Regions from separate parts of the Mus musculus genome. Here region 1 is linked to region 2. A link is a loop called in an ENCODE intact Hi-C map of the cell type or tissue named here. Cell type or tissue: gastrocnemius. All regions are shown on one strand. Each heading gives the region's core, and the rest is flanking DNA. Links, peaks and the distances in the headings are about the cores only. Region 1 holds the start of Ubl4a (ubiquitin-like 4A). Region 2 holds the start of Gdi1 (guanosine diphosphate (GDP) dissociation inhibitor 1).

Region 1 (10,828 bases), core at 1,374-9,373, 64 kb after region 2:
AACTAATTACTTCTTAGGGTAACCTGAAAGATTAATTTTATTTTTTATTTATTTTTGTTTGTTTTTGAGACAGAATCTCTCTACACAGCCTTAGATGCCCTGCAACTCACTAGGTAGACAAAGTTGGCCTCAAACTCTTAGAGATCCTTCTGCCTCTGCCTCCCAAGTGGTAGGATCAAAGGTGTGCTCCACCCCACCTGAATTTTAAGATTAATTTTAAATTTGGAGAAAAGCTGAGGGTATATTCACTGTTTGAATTGTTTCCTAGAAGGTGAAAGTCCTGGGGTCAATTCCTATTACCACCAAAAGTACCCAAATAAGCAAACAACCCCAAAGCAAATCTGGACATGTAATAAACCTATAATCCAAGTACTTGAGAAGATGAAGCAGGAGGATTGCCATAAATTTGAGGCCAGCCTAGGCTACCTAAAGAATGTTTGGTGGCCTTCCTGTCTCATGAAACAAGAAAGTAAAAGACAAAACAAAAACAAACAAGCAAACAAAAAAACCCAAACCCAAACCAAAACCACCAGAGAGGGAATTGAACACACATGCTGGTATACATAACCCTGAGGTAAAAATTCCAGGAGGGCTAAAGCAGAAACTACTTAAAATGCTTTACTATAGGGGTTTGAGATGGCTACTCTCCAGCAGGTAAAGTGCTTTTACCTGCTGAGCCACCTCACTGTCTTTTTTTCCACTTTTTTAAAAATCAATTTTTGTAAAGGGTCTTACTGATGGTCAAGCTGGTCTTTATGCCCTGAGCTGAGGTGACCCTTTCACCTTAGTCACTTGAGTAGCTAGCAGGTATGCACCGCCACACTCAGCCAATTCAGTTCCCTTTAAGTACAACACTGCTACCATATTCCCTTGTGGGATATATCCTAAGGACAAAAATAATTGGTTTTCCTTTTAGCATATTTAATGTGGATAATGTAGATGAGGTGAGTGTGAAGCTATTTTGGGTCTATGTTAAGATAACATTTTCTTTATCTGGTAAAGAAAATGAGTAAATATATCAATGTTGTCAGAAACTAGAATTCTCACTGAGGTATGAGGGAAGGTGTCAGCATGAACTTGTGATTTCTTAAAATATATGGGTATATATATTTCTAAGGTTTATCTACTAAAGGGGTCTGGAAGCAGTGATACTTCATTCACAGTAATGTATTCATAGATCTTGGTTTCTAAATGCCATTCAACAATTGGACAAACAAACAAATACTATTCTCCAGTAAAAGGCTGATCCTTAGTCATGAGCAAGAAAATATACAGGGTGGGCCTAGGATATATTGTGGTGCTAGAATAAAGGATGTTATAATAGGGAGGAGGCCATTAGACATGAAAGAAATCACAAGTTCACCCAGCAGTGGTGGCACAGGCCTGAAATCTCAACACTTTGGGAAGCAGAGGTAGCAGATCCCTATCTCTGTGAATTCAAGGCTAGCCTGTTCTACAGAGTGAGTTCCAGGATAGCCAAGTCTACGCAGAGAAACCCTGTCTCAAAACAAACAAACAAACAAACAAACAAACAGAAACGTCTCTAATTTGTTCCCTGTGAATATCTAATTTAATGAGCTTCACCATAAATGCTGAGCTCGTGAGTATGTCCCAGCTCCTTACAATACTTCTGTCTTTGGGAGGCCACTTGAGCTGGGTCCTTCATTCATGCTATCTCCTAGTGAGATTGTATTCACATTACATACCTTGACCCCAATCTGAGAGTCAGGCAGTGGCTCTCAGGAACTTGTATTTGGCAGGGGGCAGTAAGTAGATGTCACTTCTTGGGTTGTATATGTGGCTCAACAGGACACAGCATCTACGGCAAATATTCCTATCCCTGATGATCTATCCTTGATTAGGGCCCTTAGAGTTTAGAGCCTGTTGTGTATAGGGAGCCATATGAAATTCAAGGCAAATGCAGCATCTGCATCCTGTGGTCACTCTATTTTCACTAGCGTCCTCTTATGGTCCCCTTCTTATTTCTCACCCCGGCAGTATTTGTTGCCTCTTGTCTTCCTATTTGCCACCTTGCTCTGTCAGAGCTCCCCAAGGCTTAACACCACTTATTTGTTGCCATTCAGTTGTACACATACTTGTAGAATAAGGTTTCTGAGGACTCCTTGGCCTACCATACAATGGGAACAACCTCCACCTTGTCCCTGTAGTGGCAGCACTAATGGGGTCTTCCTTGTAGATGCCTGTCCTTGAGTTGCACTGGTGCCATCTCCTGCCTATGCTTTTGCCTTTGGCTCCTCTTTAAATTCCTCTGTGGTTGGTAAAGCTGACCCCTTGAGGTTGAGACCTCACTCTTCTTTGTAAGCCCCCTTTCTCTGGGCAGCCACCTCAATCATCCTTCCAGTATCTATGGCTCCCTGTTTACAGATAATTCCTGGGCATAGCAGTATGGTTAATGAGCTCAGGGATAAAGCTATGCCTGGGTTGTGGATCATCCACTTCCCACATCTGGCAGTCATATAAGGATGAAATAAGTGCCCTGCATAGAAAAGATTCATAAGAATCCAATAGCTATCAAAAGGAGCCATCTTCTTGCTTTTCTGAGCTATTATAGGGGCCACAATGCATATTTTGTAGGCTCCTCACTTATCTCCATGTCTAATCTCATCTCCTCTGTCTCTGACCTTCCATATACACAGCCATCTTAGCCTCCCAAGGCAACTAGATGACATTGAACCCCTTCCTACATTTGTATTTTCTGTTTCAGCCATAGCCTGATTCTTGAGGAACTCTCAATAATAGTTTCTTATTCTATAGGTAGCTACTTAGCAAAACCTGTCAATTGTCCCATTATATAAACTCATCAAAACACTGCCAAGGTAAGCATTTTACAGGCATCTGGTACTCTGAATTGAGAAGCATTGGCTCAAAAGATTCAGGAACATGTCTATAGTTTGTTCCTGCTTTTAGAAACTTCGAATGTTTTTGAATGAAAGTGTCAGAAACGCTCCTTGTCTGAGTCCTCATCCCTTCCTCCTCTACTATCTCCAAGGAAGTTATGATCTTTCTGGTGAATGCATGTAGTTGACAGTTGCCATCTGCACACACCAAGACATCACCAGGACATCCATTTATTTTTTTTTTCTCCCTGGTACAGCTCATGTGTTCAGGAAAGAGACCCCAAGACTGGCCAAATAGGTGCTAATGGATAATCAACAACTTATTTTCCCATATTCCCAACCCAAATATTACACAGGATTCAGTTCTGACCAATAAGAGACAGCATTTATTTGCTGGGGCATCTGAGACAGAAGCTATGCTACAGAAAGAAAGTGCTCCTCATTGGCAGTGAATGAAAGGTTTTGATGGAGCTGTAGACAGCTTTGATCCTTGGAAGTGGTGGTGGTGAGGGTGAAGCAGATCCTGGAGAATTCAGAGGGAGGCAGGAAAAAAGCTGGATGTTTGGTGAAATTGTTCATCCACTGCCAGTACTCCTAGGCTTTTTCAGCTTTATAAGCCAGTAAATTTACTGTGTTTTTAAACCAATTACTGGAAACCAAAAGCAGTCTAGCTTATTAATAGAGTTCCTTTTGGTGAAATGACTCACATGCATCTTTAGTGTTAATTTTACAAATACGTTCCCTGACTCAAAGTGAACAAGGTCACTGGTAAGCTTATTATCTGAGCTGGCACTCTATACACATGTTCACAAGCAGGTCCCTGATATGATACCCCAGGTCTTAGGAGTACCAGGGTCTATCACCTGCACACCCCCTCAGGCCTCTATCATTTCTGTACAAGGACTCAAGATTTGACCGACAAGGTCTATGCAGGAGGCCCTTGGGCAAGAAAGGCAAGTGTAGCCCCAATAACATTCATAGTAGAGTGGCTTTCCTGGCAAAAGTAGAGGGACAGTAGTGTCTTGCAGGTAGCTATCTTCCAGCTTGACTGCTCCCAGGGGGTCCTCCTCAAAGGAACTAGTCCTTACATGACCTTTAGCACCCAGGCATAGGTACAATAAAAAGAGGAATCACAGCCTTCAGCATACATATCTTTCTCAGCACCCTGAGTTTCTTCTTAAGCAATGAAGGTGTGCAAAGTAAAAGCCCCTGTATACAGGTGGCAGAGGAAGCATCCATTTCATACTGTGGGTGAGCACTGGATAAGGAGACCAAGGCAGAGTGTTCTAGTTGTGACACTGCCTTTCTGAGTCACCTGTTGTCCCTCATGGGTGAGACCTACTTCCAGAAAGAGCCAAGCAAATAGGGTGCTCCAGAGAAGAGCTATGCTACAAAGGCCCAGGATACTCCATCTAGTGGCCCATGCTTGGCTATCACTTCACTTTTGCTTTCTGAACACAAGGTGGAACTGCAGGTGATGAGAGCAAAGACTCCCACCTTGAACTGATAAAGGAGAAAGGAAACTTATTCAGGTCAGAGGAGTGCCTAACATGGGACAGATTCACTTTGGTTGGGGACCAAAGTGGCATAGAAACATGACTCAAACTATGATGGAGCTGGGGTATCTTTCTGATCCTCCAGCCCCTTAACCTGCTTGTTATTCAAGAGCACACTGGCTGCAGCAGTGGAGGGGCCCTGGATAGCTAACACTTGGCCTCCTATAGAGATTTGCCAAGGGACACACCAGAGGGCAGGTGACAGGAACTAGTGGTTTCCTGAGGGAGTCTTTTGAGGGTGTATGCTGAGTGGGCTAAATGGGAATACTAAGACCCATCTCTGAAAACAGCACACTCTTTCTCCTACAGAGGCACTTCTATAGGCTGGCTAGACTTGGACCCTGTCTGTCCCAAGCCATTGCTAGGTGTCTCTACAGTGCAGCCTCAACTTTGCTGTGGGAGGCAGAAGAGAACTCAGGCCATGTACTTTGAGTACCTAGCACCTAGCAAGAGCTGGATACATACCAGCTATTATTATCACTATGAGCCAAACTGCGACATGAGAACACATTTAATGCAACATGCAGCTGTGGCCTGACCTGGGATTTCTCCCCACAATCCCAGAATGCTATTTGCAGAACCCTTTTTCCATAGCCTCAGTCACTTCAGGGTGTAGAAAGCGGCTGGCCAAACGTTCGATGTCATCCAGTGTTAGGCGGCTCAAGGACCTGTCATAATCCTGAGGAGAGAAGACCGAGTGTATTCAGAGAGGCCAGTGGGGAAGGCGTATGCTGCATTAGGTAGGGGACGGGTAGAAACATTAAGAATGGAGGGCCAGCATTACTCTTCTCACCCTCTGTAGTTGTTCCAGGACCCTGCTGGCATCTGCTACACTGAAGTGACGGGCCAGGACTTTGGAGATCAGCTGCCAGATGGGGGTGGCTGGGGAGTCGACCAGTCTGTGGGCAGACCCTTCTTCCAGTAGCACCTTCTCCAAAGGCTTAACAACTAGGTTGAGCTTAGAATTGGGCCCAATGTTGTAATCTGACAGTCGTTTTTCATCTGCCAAAGAGAGATTGGTGTGGTTCCTTCCTCACTGATGTGGAGGTGGCTGGGAAGCAATCCTGCCACAGACAGCCAGAGTGAAGCACTGCAGCATCTGGCTATGGGGTGGTGGGGTGGTGATGGCTCAGCTACTTTTCTGAGGTCCAGTGGCAGCCAGTGCCCCGATCCACTACACTGGCCTGTACATCCCGTCCCCCAGCTTTCTGTAAAGCTCCCTGGATGGCTCCTTTCCCTGATTACCTGCTAGGGCCTTGCCCTTGAACAGCAGACGTTGCTGGCGCACAGGGACATTCAGCTTATCCGAGACCAGGTGCTTCAGTGTAGACACTAGCTCGTCCTCCGCCACCTGATCCGGCCGAGGTGGAGAGGCAAGGGCTCAGCCCGAATTCCCTGGGCGGTGAAGCCCTCGCACCCCCTCCTGAGGTCAGCTCTCCCGGCCTCCCCCACCCGCCCTCGGCCCCCAGCGGCAGGAGTGAGTGCAGCAGCCTGCGGGGTGACTTTACCTGTAGGCTACATTCCCGGCCCTGGAGCGCCTTCACGGTCAGCTGCATGGTGTCCACGGCCCAGTCCACTACGGCCAACGCAAACACCAACGGTCCCCTGCCGCGCGCCGCCGCCCCGGAACCGCCCGCCGCCGCCGGAAGCCGTGAAAGGGGCGCGCCCGCCTCGTGGCTCCCGCCTGCGCATTCTTCAGTCCCGCCTCCCGGCCTTCGCTTCTGCCCCGGCCGTGCCTTGGGTAGAGTCCACCACCTGGGCTTAATGGCGCGGGGACGTGGGGATGCCCCGCCCACTGGGATCCAAGTGAGGTACCTGTGGGGCCAGGCTTGCTTAGTCTGGGAGCTGTGGCTTGAAAGGAAGGACCAGAATGTCAGCCTCACTCCAGGCCCGGCCTGTGCTAATTCCCACCCTGCTGGTGGACCAAGTCAATGCAAACACGTGGTGGTGTCTCTCAGATACAGAAATGGTCCAGTCCTGCCTGTCATAGCTTAATGGCTTTCTACTTCCTTTCTAGTCTGGCTGCAAAAATATCCTGACTGAAGCTCGGAAGTAGTGCTCTCTTCACTCCTTATAGTGCAGAGGTCTGCCCTGTTAGGTAGGGCTGTTAGAGCAAAGCCTTTGTAGATCTGAGGATACAGCTCAAAGGTACATGTCTACCATGTGCAAAACAGAGTGAGGAGGAGAAAGTGGGTTCTGTGCAGGGTCACCAAGCTGGTTCACTGTTCTGGCCCATATCCGCCCAGACACACTCTTCTTACCCCAATCCACAGGCTCCAAGGGACAGACTGGAAGGGACCCGAGCTTGCTTTTGTTTTTTTGGTTTTTTTTTATTGAAATATATTTCTGGGCAATACCCAACTATCTAACTCAGCATGGCCTCTTTGGCACTGAAAGCTGGGGCGAAAAGGAGTAAAAAAATAAGCCTGGATTTGTCTTGAGTGCATAGTGCATGAGAACTAAAGGCCTTTGGTACGGTACACAAGAACTGTGGGAAGAGAGGAGTATGGGGGCTGGAAGTTATAAAACTTGATCCAGAGGGCTCAGGGAACAGGAAACAAGATGCTATAGATGAACTGGCCAATAACCAAAGCCAACATCTCGGAGGTACCACTCAGTGCCACAATGAAAGGGGCCTGAGAGGCATAGTCTGCTTGAAGGCGGCGCAGAGACAGCTGTAGCATGGCTAAGGCTAGCAGGCTGTTTTGCACCCCTACCTCAATGCTGACTGTTCGTCGCTGAGCCACTGGCAGCTTCAGGCAGATGGCCAGGCTGTAGCCCACCAAGAGGCCAACAAGAGGCACTGTGAAACCCACCAGTACAATGGGTAACCTGACTCCCACTAGGATGAAGACCCCCATGTGGTAGGCCAGGAACAGGCCACCCAGGAGAAGTATAAAGCTGAAGGGCTTGATGACCTGTAACAGTAGTTCAGAGAACTTGGGGAGCTTAGATTTGATCACCACACCCGCTGCTATGGGGATGGCGATAAACAGCAGGGTCCCCAATATCTTGGAGATGGGCACGTGGAGTGTTTCATGGATGCTGAGAAGGTAGCTGTAGATGGCTGATGAGAGTGGTAGGAAACCAGTGGCAGCTACTGTTGAGATGAAAGTCATGGAGATGGCCAGGGTGACATCTCCTCCAAGGAGGAGACTGAAGAGGTAGCTCCCTCCACCACCAGGTGATGAGCAGGTAATGATGAGGCCCAGAGCTAAGGCCTTGGGTAGCATGAAGACTTTGGCCATCAGGAAAGCATAGAAAGGCATGACCAGAAACTGGCCCAAGAGGCCCAACAGCATGGGTTGGGGGCTCTGTAGGAGCTCCTTCAAAACTTCAAGTTCCACTTTGCAACCAAATGAACACTTGTTGACAAAGATAAGAGGCAGAAGCAAGTAGAGTATTGGGTTCTCTGAGAAGTGGCCCAAGTTGGTGTTGAGAGCAGAAGGGAGGTCTTCAGCAGGTGACACCCTGATGCAGAAATCTCTCCGTTCTTCGATCAGCAGGGGTGGGGCCTCATAGAAATCCATGAGCTGGAGGTGGAGTGGGGCCAGCCCAGCTAGACCTGAGTGGATGCCTACCACAAAGCCACCTCCACTGCTCCAGGTTATGGCACTCACATTCTTAATGGTCAGCACCTCTGTGTCCAGGGATATAACCTTAAGTATGGGGCTGGGGCCTGTCCCATTGGTCTGTCCAGTGTATTGGCTAGAGATCACAATGATACCCTCACTCTTCTCAGGGAAATCAAATTCTGTCACTGAGCCATCCCCAATACTCAAATAGTGACCACTTGTGTGGCCCAGAGCAGTGCTGATGTTGGCACTGGCCATCACTTGAGCTCCCCATGGTAGGCTGATGAACAGCAGGGCAGTTCCAAGCATGCCTACAAAACCTGTACAACCACCCTGTCCTCCCAGGCCAGGCAACTGCTGGGAGCTACCTCTGCTTTTCTTGACCACCATGGCACTTCACAAAGGATAGTTTTTTCAGGCCTCTTGTGTCTTAGGGAGACACCCTTGCTTGTGCTGTTGGAATGTCCTGAGAAGGGTCCATGGGAAGGTCCTGGTCCTATATTTTCTTCCTTGATAGCAGGATTTTTTCCTGAAAAGAAAAGGGGTAAAGAAAGTGGTTAATGAAGAGGAGAAATTGCAAGCTTAGGAGCATGGGGCTCTCAGACCTTTACCTCTAGTTTTGAAATAATGCTGGCCCTTGAATGTCATTCAGCCATCTCCTCTTTCAGCACAGCTGCCTCAAGCTTCTCAGCCCTCAAGAGGGGAATCCCCACTCAGGCTGCCAAATTACATGGACTTTCTTACTATGGTAACCTCATAGAGAAGTTCTAATACTGAGGGTTTTAGGAGAGTGATCTCTAATCCTGTCACCACTAGGCCATCCCACTCTCATTTCAAGATGCAAAGATACCACCATGGGAATGAACTAAATTGCTACCTGGAGGGGGTAAATATGGTGGCTCACTCCTGTCATCCCAGTATTTGGGAGGTGGAGCCAAGAGAATCAGGTGACTAAGATTATCCTTCAGTTATATAGCCAGTTCCAGGGCAGCCTGGGAGACTTGATAGTTCATTTCCAAACAAAGCAAATCAAATAAATGGCTTCCTGGGGGGGGGGGGGGAGAGACAAAAAGACTGGCCAGATGAGAACAAAGGGTGCTGATTGGGCCAGATCCAGGTCTTTAAAGAATAGAATAAGGGTGTCTAAGTGCCATTTGCCAGCTACAAAGTTTTAACAAAGTGATATGTGCAGTAAGTGAGTTCCAGAACCAAAGGCTGCTACTGACAAGCTGTGGCTACATGTCTTGTTTCATTTGCCCTATAGTTATGAGATGGAAGTCCTGTGAGACACACACCCCTGCTTCTCAGGGAAGCTATAGTGGGACTTCAGTAGGAATACAGTGAGGATACAATAGGTATCCACTGAGCAACCTTGTCTTTTTGTTTTTGTTTTGAGACAGGGTTTCTCTGTATAGCCCTGGCTGTCCTGGAACTCACTTTGTAGACCAGGCTGGCCTCGAACTCAGAAATCCGCCTGCCTCTGCCTCCTGAGTGCTGGGATTAAAGGCGTGCGCCACCACGCCTGGCCATGAGCAAGCAAACTTCTCTTGTCAGAGCTCCCTGGTCTCAGAATTTGAGCTCTTATATCTGTTGCTACATCTGAGAGTCTCTGCTTAGAGTCTTCTCAATGTATTACCCTATCAGAGTCTTTTTGTTTGAGACAGGGTCTTGTGTGTGTAGTCCTGTTGGCCTGCAATTCACATGTAAACTAGGCTGGCCTTAAATTCTCAGAGATCTTCCTGCCTCTATGTCTTATGTGCTGTAATTAAAGGTGTAGGCTACCACATTCAGTCCTGTTGTTGTTGCTGCTGCTGCTGGTGAGACAGGTCTTCACTGTGTAGTCTTAGCTAACCTGGAATTCACCATGAAGACCAGGCTGGAACTCAGATCCACCTGCCCCCCAAGTGCTGGGATAAAGGTGTGCACGACCTACCAGAGTTTTAAACTTACAGTGAACCTCAGTATTTCTAAGGGTAGAGTAACATGGGGCGAAAGGAGAGGTCTGCCTCCTTCCCTTTCTCAACTGGATAGTCAACACCTTTGTATTATCATCTGCTAGAACTGGGGCAACTTGATGGCAGTGGATATAGCAGGTTTTACATTATGCTGATTTTGAGTATGGGTCACTTACCCTGGGGGCCCTGGTCCAGCCTTGAATCTCGCTGATGAAGAGGGAGGCAGGAAAACCAGAGTAAGGTAACTAGTCAAGTAGAGAGAAAAGATGTAGGCATCAGAGTAGTGTGAGCCAGTTAAGGGAAAGACTAAGGACCATCCACCCATAACCCCATCCTACCAGCAGGACTAGTGGACCATAGTAGATCACTGCAAGAGGGATTTGGTCCCTATCCTACACTTCTGCTGATAGTGGAGCTGAAAGAGTTAGAGTAAACACACTCCAAGGCTGAGTGAGGAAGCAATACCATCCGGAAGTTTTTTTTTGTTTTTTGTTTTTGTTTTTTCACAGCAGCAAAGTATAGGGGCTGAAGAATAACTGGCAATGATGACCAGGTCTCCTCCGCACCTGACAGTTCAGGGTCTGTCAGGTGGCTAGAGAAGTTAGGAAGGGCTTACAACCCCCACGGGCAGTCTTGGGTTCTGAAGAGCCTCCACGTCACAACCGCACCCGCAAGACCTTTCGCTGGGTCTGGCCAGAGCTGGTGACCACGGACTGCGGACGGAGCCACAAGTCACCTCCCATCCTCACCTACCTGGTCGAAATCTCTCACTTGCTTCCGCGGCCACAGAGCTCCTCACAAGTAGTGGCCCGGGCCGGCAAACGCCGGCAAGTGAGGCCCGTCCTGCCCGGGCCTCGTCCCGCCCCCACAGGCTCCGCCCCACC
Region 2 (10,828 bases), core at 1,804-9,803:
GAATAACTGGAAAATGACCTTTTATTTAGTCTGGTATGTGCATTCTATTCAACTGATATCATTATCTTGTTTTAACTGCTAAGGAAAGTAATGTTGAAGAGGTAAAATGAATTGCTGAATTGTGATTTGCACAATACACTACTTCCAGCCTGAGGGTATCAGACCTGTCCTTCAGTTTTGTGCTGAGCCAGCATTCTATTTTCCTTTCACTCCAGAGGTCTGCACCTAGAGCAGGAGTATGAACTATGAGAAGGTTCTAATGTAGCATAAGATTATTGTTCAAGAGGATGTCAAGTCTCTGCTTGTCCCTTCCTCCATAGTAGCCTGACTAGCTCTTTCTGTTCTTGCTTTCCTTCAGTTCCTGTGTCGGTGGTAGTAATTGTGCTGGTTGATAGTCCTTTCAGAAGATGGTAAATAACAGGTCAGACCAGAACTCAGTCCTATCATTTTTCAGCCTTTGAGCGCATGAAATAATCTTTGTTAACCATACTTTTCTGTAAGTGCAAAATGAAGATATCCACCTATATCAGGAGTCTGCGAGAAGTATTCTACATAAGTCATCTAGCCACAGTCTCTCAATCTTAGGACATTTCCTTTTGACAATGGTGGCGTGCTTGCTATGTGTTTGGAAGTATAAACATTCTTGTGAAGGCAAGTGGCTAAGAGCTAAGTTGGTACATGTTTATGATACCAGTCTTTTTAGTCTAGAGAAGGGAGCAGGCTAAGACAACACAGTAAGGACACTGTTTTAGGTAACAGTGAGATCAGGCAGGGTCTCTGGAGATAACATCTTATTGGCAGGAAGGAGTCATGTGACTTTTGAGGCAGGCCATTACTGGCAGGAGAACTGCAGGTGTAAGGGCCCTGGGCAAGGGAGTGTTCTTAATCAGTTCTAGGGGCTGCTTGTGAGACTGGAGCCTAGTATGTGATTGAAAGGTTAGGAGATGATCCGCTAGGTCACCTAGAGATGGAGGAAATGCCACAAGGGGAAAGGTTGGTAGGAAGATAGCAAGCCTTGCATAGGTAGCACAGAATATAGGAGAGGAACATAGGAAAGGAGACTGGGCTTATGTATAGTAAACATAATGAGTTTAGGGAAGCTGGTTAAGATTGCCTCTGGGCCTAACTGGGAGAAGCCAGAGGAAGCTAGCTGGGGGTTGAGGGAAGGAGGAGTGAAAACACTTTTAGGTTGTAGAGAGAAGGGCATGAGATTGGCATTGCCAGGGTCCTGAGAGCTCCGAAATCTGTTTCCCCCATTTTGTTCCAATATCTTCCTCTCCCCTCACTCTTTTTTTGTTGTTGTTGTTTTGTTGTTGCTGTTGTTGTTGTTTCAAGACAGGGTTTCCTCTGTGTAGCTCTGGCTGTCCTGGAACTCACTCTGTAGACCAGGCTGGCCTCAAACTCAGAAATCCGCCTGCCTCTGCCTCCCGAGTACTGGGATTAAAGGCGTGTCTCCCCTCATTCTTAACAACAATGGTGGGGCATGGACTTCCTCCTTTGAAAAGGATCCTGCCCAAACTGTATAGAGGTTCATTTGCTCTGACTTCTACTTCCCTCTTTAGAGGCATATAGTAATTGTTCTTTGCTGTCCTCTTCCTGTTCTCTAACTTCCCTCTTCCTCCCCAGTTCTTCTTGCTGCCTGACCCTTGTTTTGTAGGTTATCACAAACCAGCTGTACATAAATCTCTCAACCCTATGATCACCTTCTATATCTTGTCATCATGCCCTCAGAGTGCTGGGAGAAAAGAGTAAGCCTTCCACTCACCTCCACCACAAGTCCTGATGGTTCACTCTTTTGTTAGCCTGGAGAATCTCCCCTCCATGTCCTGGCCCTTGGTCTTTGTTCCTTGCCCAGCCTCCTAGGACATCTCTTCTGCTTTCCTTTTAGCTAAGCATTGAGGATTTCACAGCATACGGTGGTGTGTTTGGAAATAAGCAGGACAGTGCCTTTTCTAACCTGGAGGTAAGGGTCTGCTCACAGCCAAAAGGAAAGACAATACATTCTGTGTTCTCTCCCAGAGAGAGGACCAGAGGCTTTGAGGGTAGAGGGCTTGGGATGTGACTGTCAAGGCTTGGAGATATGGGACATTTACTTTCTGACTCATTCTGGGATCCAGTCCCTATGGGGTGTGGCTTTCCAGGTGAGGTTTTAGTGGTTATTATAAGATCCACTGATCCCTGGCTCACTTTGCCTTCCACATCTTCTCTACCATCAGAATGCCCTGGACTTGGCCCCCTCCTCACTGGTGCTTCCTGCTGTGGACTGGTATGCAATCAGCACTCTGACCACCTACCTACAGGAGAAGCTTGGGGCTAGCCCCTTGCATGTGGATCTAGCTACCTTAAAGGAGCTGAAGCTCAATGCCAGCCTTCCTGCCCTGCTGCTCATCCGTCTGCCCTACACAGCCAGGTACAGCCTAGGTGGCATGGCTTCCAGCCTCTAACCTTGCACCTCAGATAGGGGTAAGATCCTGGGATCTGTTGGTGGCAGAGTTCAATCAAAGATGACAGTATTCTCCTGTTCACTACCTTGGGACTCTTACAGAAAGTTCATTTTATGCCAAGAAGTGACAGAAAGGACCTCCTGTCAGGTTGTGACTTACAAGTATTCACCACTGAGTTAGGCCTATTGGGCCTCCAGAAATGAGAAAACTTTGTTACCACTAATGCCCACTTTATAGGACTGTAGACATAGTTGCAAATAGGGGAAAGGGGAATAGGATTCCAGACAGGGGTACTGAAGCAAATAGAGGTGTGGAAGTGGGAATAGCTGTTGCTGAGCTAAGTGTCTGCATGACAGAGCAGCAGATGAAGTCCACAGACTTAGTAAGTGGGGCTAGTAGGAAGGGAAATGTTAGAAGGGCTGAGAGAAAGGTAGTGAGTTTCAGAGAACTGATCCAGGCAAGCTATTTGGATTTGAGAGCAGAGCAACCTGTGGGCCTCTCACTTTTTTTATCCATAGCTCCGGTCTGATGGCGCCCAGGGAGGTCCTCACAGGTAACGGTGAGTGTGTTACTGGAAAATTTATGTCCCCATTTTGCCCTTGGGCCAGGAAAATAGAACTGGTTTCTCCTTACCACAAGGTTGTCCCCGTTTCTCAGAGTGGCTGACAGCTGAGCAAGTACATCGTGGCTGGCTGCTTGGCCATGTTCTTCTGTAGTCAGCCCCACCTGACAGAGATATCCAAGTGCCTTATGACCCCCTGTGCAAGAGCTCCAAAATCTAGTTTTTGTACAAGTACAATGAATCTCTGTATTTAATAGACCAGTAACATTATGCAAAGTACTTCTTTGTGGTAAAGGACAGTCCCATCTGCTGTGTAGATTTTGAGTTCTCTGTATCACTATATGTTCTGTTTACTTAGGTTTAGCTTGCCATCAGAGAGCTACAATTGTCCCCAGAGAGACTGGCAGAGTATGTAGAAGGAGAAATACCTGTTTTTTAGAGGTCCTCAGTGGAAACTAACAGCACTGAATTCTCATAGTCTAGAAGGTCTCTGAATCAGACAATGGGTAGTATTTCTCTAAGCAAGCTACCTAGTGACTTGGCTCTCTGTTCTCTTGTCACTCTTCAGATGAGGTCATCGGACAGGTACTGAGCACACTCAAGTCTGAAGATGTCCCTTACACCGCAGCTCTTACTGCAGTCCGCCCTTCTAGAGTATGTACTCTTCTAGCAGGGGCCCTGGGGAATGAGGGTGTGAGGCAATGTGGTGAGTGTGACTAGAGATGAAGGGGTATGTCACAGGCAGGATCTCTCAGGAGGCTTCAGTTTGGGGGATTAATGGACAGAGGATTGCTTCCTCCATCCATGGTGCCTTTTTTCATTTTGCTTATGAGCCACTTTGGGCAGTGTGATTGTTAGTTTAGGGAGATGGAATATCAGGTCTAGGGACTTTCAGATGGTATACAGGGTAACCAGTGGGGAAGGAATACCAGTCCAGTGGATTAGGTTTTGTTTTTAGGGCTGTTGAGAGAAGGCTTGTTGGATGTTTCTACAGGTGGCCCGTGATATAACCATGGTGGCTGGGGGTCTAGGTCGCCAGCTGCTTCAGACTCAGGTGGCATCTCCTGCGATCCATCCTCCTGTGAGTTACAATGACACTGCCCCAAGGATCCTGTTTTGGGCACAAAACTTCTCTGTGGCATACAAAGACGAGTGGAAAGACTTGACCTCCCTCACCTTTGGTGTGGAGAATCTTAACTTGACCGGCTCCTTCTGGAATGACTCCTTTGCCATGTAAGGGTTATAGGAAGAGAAGGAAGGGCTATCCTATCACACATGGTCTTCCTGTCACTGTGAGCTCAGTACAGGACAAGGATGTGGGATTATGTTTGTGTGGTATGTTCACCAAGGACATAGATGTCACAGTATCGCAGGGTGATATTGCTGGGAGGTTACTGGTGAGGGAGCCTCTTAAGAGTTTGGCCTTCTCATGTTTTTTTAGGTATTGGTTGTTGGGTCCTGAGCTTTTATTACCACATAGTCCCTTGGGATCCTGGACCGTTTTTGAACCCAACCCCTGGGACTGCATGTAGGCAAATATCAAACCAACTGTTAAAACCAGTCCTAGGTTTCCTACCCTTGAAACCTCAGCAGGCAGCTGAATAACCCCAAGAAGGAGGCCTAGGAACCAGAGGAAGGAATCCTAAGTTGGAGATGTGAAACCTAATTGTTTCACAACTGCTCCTGATTTGCTTATGACTGGAACTTTACTTTTCCCATATGGTAAATGGGGACACTGTATTGGCAGGTGACTATAAGGATGGATCTAGGGCAGCTTAGGTTGGAGCCAACCTGATGAGGACCTTCTTAAGATCCTTCTAGAGCCTGACAGTACTCCTCTGCCTTGTTCCATAGGCTTTCACTGACCTATGAGCCACTCTTTGGTGCAACAGTGACATTCAAGTAAGTTCTGTTGGCTGAAGTTTGTCAGGGCTGGCGTGTCTTCACTCTGTTCTGTTCATCTGACATCTCTGCATCCCCTGCCTCCCAGGTTCATTCTGGCTAGTCGCTTCTATCCAGTGTCTGCCCGATATTGGTTTGCCATGGAACGACTTGAAATCCACAGCAATGGCTCTGTTGCCCATTTCAATGTTTCCCAAGTCACAGGACCTAGCATCTATTCTTTCCACTGTGAGTACGTCAGCAGTGTGAGCAAGAAAGGCAATCTCCTTGTGACCAACGTGCCCTCAGTCTGGCAGATGACTCTTCATAACTTCCAGGTATTGAAAGGGTGATGGGCCCCAAGCTGGTGGCAGTAAGGGGAGGGAAGAAGGGCCCAGAGAATCTCAGTATGGTTTGAGCATGTAGCTGAGAGTTCCAGCCTTGTGCAGTCTCTGAAGGTATAGATTATTCATTGATTCCAGAATCCCAGCTCTTACTGTGTGTGGAACCTTGTGGAACCATCTGATCCATGTCAATGTGTCTCCTAGATCCAGGCCTTCAATGTGACTGGTGAACAGTTCTCCTATGCTAGCGACTGTGCTGGTTTCTTCTCTCCGGGCATCTGGATGGGTCTGCTCACCACCCTCTTCATGCTTTTCATATTCACCTATGGTCTGCACATGATACTCAGCCTAAAGACCATGGATCGCTTTGATGACCACAAGGGCCCCACCATCACTTTGACCCAGATTGTGTGACATACACCTGAGAGGAATTGAGGGAGTATTGGTGTCTAGGTTGTCATGTTTCTGTTTTGTGACACAGTGGATGGAAAGGTTTGTCCTCTTCCTACTATAGCATGAACCCTACATACGCCACCCTCAGTCTCTCTTGCTTCCTCTTTAACCCGGAGAGGGACTCCCCTGTGGCTATCCCCCATCTCTACCAACAAAGTGTATTCTTCATAGATATTAGATAAATCTTCCAGGCTTCATCATCAAGAGGGGAAGGGACCTTAATTCTAGGGTCTCCCCTTTACCCTCTCTCCTTATTTATTCTTGCCCCTCTGCTATTATTCCTTGCTGTTTATAGTGCTTTTGTGTAGTAAATGCTCACTCCCCAAGCTTTATGGAGCTTCCAGCAACAGCCATGAACTTGAGGTTCCTTGAATTTGCGAGGTGTGGAAAGACTACTTGACTGTCTGTCCAGCTTAGCTGTTATGTTTTTTGGGGGGGAGGGGTGATGTGTTAAGAGTGAGTGGTACACTGGGGTTTATTTCTGTGGCCTGGGAAGGAAGAAACCATCACGAGGATTGGTGAACAAAGTGTGCTCACTGGGTTTCTGGATTATTCCCATAAAGACTGCCTGTCAAGAGGCCGGAGGTGTGTGTGGGGGGTTGCTCTGTTGTTTCCTTCCTAATAAAATAAAGACGTGTTGCCTTGTGTTGGGCTTCGTGTCACTCATTTCTGCACTGAACAGTAGATTTTTTTTTCTTGACTGAAGGGAAGAAGTGCTCAGATGTAGTCCAGTCATGCAAGAGGTGAGAGAGGAAGGGTGGGAGGGTCTTCAGTAAGCTGATACTCTTAACAAACCTACTTAGAGTAGAGGCTTGTTACTTTTCCTGGCCTTGGGAGGAATCCTGACAATGGTAGCTCCGCTACTGTGCAACAACACACAGCAGGGCTTCCATACCTTGTGTTTCTCCCAGGGGGCGGTACGGGAGCGCGCGGGGCGGGGCGGGGCGCGCGCGGCTCCCGCGCAAGGATCTTTCGGAGGACTCAGCACCTGCTGCCGGCCTGCCCCGCCCCGTATTTTTCTGGGCTCACGAAGAGCCCCGATAACCCCTGCAGTCATTCTGGTGCTGGGACCCAGGTGACAGAAGCCCTCCCAGAAAACAAGCAAGGAAATGATGACTGGTTGGGCGGGGCGGGGCCAGCGGAGAGAGAGAGGGACTCATTAACGCTGCGTAGGGATCAGGAGACAACCGACAGACGCCATCTTTGGTTCAGTGCGGCGGCAGTGACAGAAGCAGCGGCAGGGGCAGCAGCAGCAGCGGCAGTAGCAGCAGTAGCAATAGTAGAGGTAGTGGTAGCGGCTGCTGTGGTGAAGGAGGAGGAGCAGAGCGGACGCTGGTACCAAGGCCTGATCATGGATGAGGAATACGATGTGATTGTGCTGGGGACAGGTCTTACCGTAAGTGCCACTTCAGGCTCTCATAGCCCTGCATCATGCCATCCCTCCCCACCCCACGCCATCCCTCCCCACCCCACTCCATCCCGCATTGATGCAGAGTCCGGTATCCGATCCATCCTCCCATCATCCTAGCTCCAGCCCTGGGAAAACCAACCCCATGCCCAACCCACTACCTCACCCTAGGATGTCGATTCCAGTTCCCAATTCTCTGTAGAGGGCCCCACTTTGTCCTGTGTTCCTGCACTCTAGTACTTAACCTCAGACCCCTATTCTTCCCTATCTCTATCACCGAGGTGGAAAACTCACCCCCCCACACACACAGTGGAACCATTGCACCCAGCCCCCACCCTTTGCCTGAACTCATCACCTGCTCCAAGGCCTTGATTAGCATCCCTTACCATCTTGTGATCAAACTAGGGGATGGAATATGAAGATGGGTATGGGGACATTACAAGGGTGGGCCCTCATCATGCTTTTCTGCTTTTTGGGATGGGATAGGAAACCCATGGAATGTTCCAGAGACAGCAGGAGTGTGTGTGTGGGGGGTGTGGGGGGGGGGTAGTGACCACTTTACCTCTGCCCCAACTTGGTTTCCCATGGAGATCTCAGACTGAATATATATCCTCAGCCTTTGTCCTTGGGTTAGTGACTGACTGGTGAGGGTGTTTGTCTCTTCCCTGCCCCCGCCCCCCCCAACCCCCACCCCCGGCCTAAATCTTTTTAGTTTGAACCCTGAGTCTAGACCAGTGGATAGGGCCAGAAGAGAGTCAGGGGCTCCTGCCCTTTGAAGGAGGAGCAGGGTGGGGCCTGGGATTTCAAGGACTTGGCCTTCTCTTTCAAAGGTCCTTTGAATTGGTTCTTCTTGTAGACTCATTGTCTTTTTGTGGGCTCAGAGAAGTAGATACTTCTCTTGGCTTGTTGATGCTGGAAGACTTGGAAGCTGAAAGCTCTGCCCCCCAAACCTCCTTTAATGCTCCAGTAGTTTACTCAGCAGGGTTGTAAAGGAAACATCATATGAAGCCATCTTCTCCTCCCCAGTTTTAGGCACTGAAAAGAGCTGCATTATAAAATTGGTGGTGGGCATGAAGCAAGTTGGAGGGTTATGGGGTATAGCTGCAAATGTCACTCCTTCCCCAGGAATGCATCCTGTCTGGCATCATGTCTGTGAATGGAAAGAAGGTGCTGCACATGGACCGAAACCCCTACTATGGGGGTGAGAGCTCTTCCATCACACCCCTGGAGGAGGTAAGATTTCTTATTCTTAGACCTGGGCTTAGACCCAGATCCTTGTTAGTCTTCCACATAGGTATAAGGGGGCGAAGTAATTCTCAGGTACTGGGCAGGAGAGTGGGAAAGGGCGACAGGTCCTTGACATTTTTCTTTCTTTCCTGTCCTGCTTACAGCTATATAAGCGCTTTCAGATACTGGAAGGGCCCCCTGAATCAATGGGCCGGGGCCGAGACTGGAATGTTGACTTGATCCCCAAATTCCTCATGGCCAATGGTGAGAGAGATTAAAAAGATGCTGTATATGGTTTTGGGGGTGGTGAGTGGGAAGACGGAGTGGGGAGAGATTGGTCAATCTCAAGAATATGGTCAGTCAGACTACTGAGAGTTTTTGAAGGAAAACACAACAATGTCCCTTATTTCCTCTGGACACAGGTCAGCTGGTAAAGATGCTACTATATACAGAAGTGACTCGATATCTGGACTTCAAGGTGGTAGAGGGCAGCTTTGTATATAAGGGGGGCAAGATCTACAAAGTGCCATCCACCGAGACTGAGGCCTTGGCTTCTAGTGAGTATGAGTCTCCTTAACCAGAGAATAATGGGGCTGGATGAGACAGACTATTTTCAGGACAGTTAGGCAAAAGGCTCATCTTTGCCTGAAACTAATCTTAGCTCTGTGTAGTCCTAGAGGACCCTTACTTTATAGTGTATTGATTGGACAGTGCTACCCATCCTGGCAAGTTGCCAGAAAGTTCACAGAACAGGATTCCTTTTTGTCAGAGGGCCTACTTGCCCTGTAGCATCCCTACGTGGAACTAGAAGGGTTTCTTCCTACAAAAAGAAAATTGAGATCAAGAAGGGTGGGGTAGTGTTACATGATAGAGTATTGGTGGGAGCCAATACTCTACATTACATACAACCAGCTTTCTTGGCCTGCTCTGGTGGAAAGAGGAGTTCTATGTCCCAGTAATGCTAAGGGTCTTCTCAATACCTTTCTTTCAGATCTGATGGGCATGTTTGAAAAACGACGCTTCCGAAAATTTTTGGTGTTTGTGGCAAACTTTGATGAGAATGACCCCAAAACCTTTGAGGGTGTTGATCCCCAGAACACCAGCATGCGTGATGTCTACCGGAAGTTTGACCTGGGTCAAGATGTCATAGATTTCACTGGCCATGCCTTGGCGCTCTACCGCACTGATGAGTGAGGGGAAAGCTGGCTGGTGATGGGAGCCCCTTCTCTGGCTCACACCTTGCCCTCCCCACACCTGCCTATTGTACCTACTGCCCACCCTGCATGTCTCTTGTGCTCAGCTCCAGACTCACCTGTTCCATTTCAGTCCCTCTCCATTTGACCCACATCTTTGCCAGGTCACAAAGGGTGGTGGGAAGGTTGGCTGGTGTCTTTGTAGGTGAGCAAGGATGCCGCTGCCAAAGCATCTTCCTTGGCTCTTGTTCCCCAGCTACCTGGATCAGCCCTGTCTTGAGACTATTAACCGCATCAAGTTGTACAGCGAGTCCCTGGCCCGGTATGGCAAGAGCCCCTATTTATACCCACTGTATGGCCTGGGTGAGCTGCCCCAGGGCTTTGCCAGGTGAGGATCTGTCTTTTTCGGATAGTATTACTAGTAAGACTAAGGCCAAGAATGAAAATTACCTTGAATATTTTTGAGGCATCTCCTACTTTCCCATCTAATTTTCATGTATATTATTCCATCCCTGGGTAATGGGGGCACTGCGCTAGTGCATTAAAAAGCAGAGTAGAGGCTGGAGAAATGGCTCAGCAGATAAGAGCACTTGTTTATACCGAGGATCCAGGTTCAGTTCCAATGTGAACATACATGGTAGTTCACAACCACCCATAACTCCAGTTTTAGGGAATCCAAAACCTTCATCTGGCCTCCACAAGCATCAGGCATACATGTGGTGTACAGACATACATGTAAATAAAACACACATATGAATAAATAAATATAAAAATTTATTTAAAAAATAGATGAAATACAAAGTAAAGGACTAGGTCACCATGAACATAGCTTCCCTTAGCTCTTGGTAGTACCAGGTCTAAGTCTAGGACCCCAGAACCTTGAGTCTGGGCTTCCCTGGGAGCTGGCTCTTTTACTGACAGTTCTTTATTCTTGACTCCTGGGCCATTTCTGTGTGGAGCTACTCCTTCATGCTGCCTTCCATTGACCCATTTGCAGAACAGAGTATTATGGATGGAAACAGCAGAGAAGAAGGAATATGCCAAAAATGGGCCCAAATTTATGGGGGAGACACCTGAAACAGTTGGAATTGAACTCTGTCTACCTGTGTAGTTTCTTTACCCCACTGGTGGGGTGGGGAGAGTAGAGTAGGATCGGTCACCATTCTCCTGAGAAGACTCCCTTGTCATTTTCCTTACTATAGATTGAGTGCCATCTATGGGGGAACATACATGCTGAACAAACCAGTGGATGACATCATCATGGAAAATGGCAAGGTGGTGGGTGTCAAATCTGAGGGAGAGGTAAGCCTGCCATA

What was found. A loop is a pair of places that touch in the nucleus more often than their neighbours do. Peaks named below come from ENCODE experiments on the same cell type or tissue, not always from the same donor. Only the 100,000 strongest peaks of a DNase experiment are listed, where the experiment ranks them.
Region 1: it touches region 2 in a loop (2.4-fold over the local background); 10 of 42 quality-filtered maps call a loop at or near these places.

Annotation. Positions count from the first base shown.
Region 1 is chrX:74,362,494-74,373,321 of GRCm38, forward strand. Ubl4a (ubiquitin-like 4A) reads right to left here and starts at 6,055. Exons shown (of 4, transcript NM_145405.2): 1 at 5,923-6,055; 2 at 5,660-5,765; 3 at 5,208-5,416; 4 at 3,225-5,093. The coding sequence starts at 5,970. The coding sequence ends at 4,983. It overlaps Gm44504 (predicted readthrough transcript (NMD candidate), 44504), which reads right to left. Exons shown (of 6, transcript NR_103489.1): 1 at 10,698-10,828; 2 at 10,121-10,189; 3 at 8,358-8,518; 4 at 5,923-6,265; 5 at 5,660-5,765; 6 at 4,954-5,093. Slc10a3 (solute carrier family 10 (sodium/bile acid cotransporter family), member 3) reads right to left here. Exons shown (of 3, transcript NM_145406.2): 1 at 10,698-10,828; 2 at 10,121-10,189; 3 at 6,724-8,518. The coding sequence starts at 8,379. The coding sequence ends at 6,958. In gastrocnemius, for the core only: CTCF peaks have their summits at 5,859 and 6,327; DNase peaks (open chromatin) are centred at 5,289 and 6,067; H3K4me3 peaks cover 2,126 bases; H3K27ac peaks cover 2,055 bases.
Region 2 is chrX:74,298,362-74,309,189 of GRCm38, forward strand. Atp6ap1 (ATPase, H+ transporting, lysosomal accessory protein 1) reads left to right here. Exons shown (of 10, transcript NM_018794.4): 3 at 1,889-1,963; 4 at 2,217-2,410; 5 at 2,963-3,003; 6 at 3,575-3,660; 7 at 4,001-4,239; 8 at 4,861-4,908; 9 at 4,997-5,225; 10 at 5,436-6,360. The coding sequence ends at 5,645. It overlaps Gdi1 (guanosine diphosphate (GDP) dissociation inhibitor 1), which reads left to right and starts at 6,651. Exons shown (of 11, transcript NM_010273.4): 1 at 6,651-7,080; 2 at 8,218-8,325; 3 at 8,484-8,583; 4 at 8,742-8,876; 5 at 9,311-9,509; 6 at 9,769-9,900; 7 at 10,715-10,814. The coding sequence starts at 7,036. In gastrocnemius, for the core only: a CTCF peak has its summit at 6,595; DNase peaks (open chromatin) are centred at 6,691, 6,826 and 7,370; H3K4me3 peaks cover 2,503 bases; H3K27ac peaks cover 2,710 bases.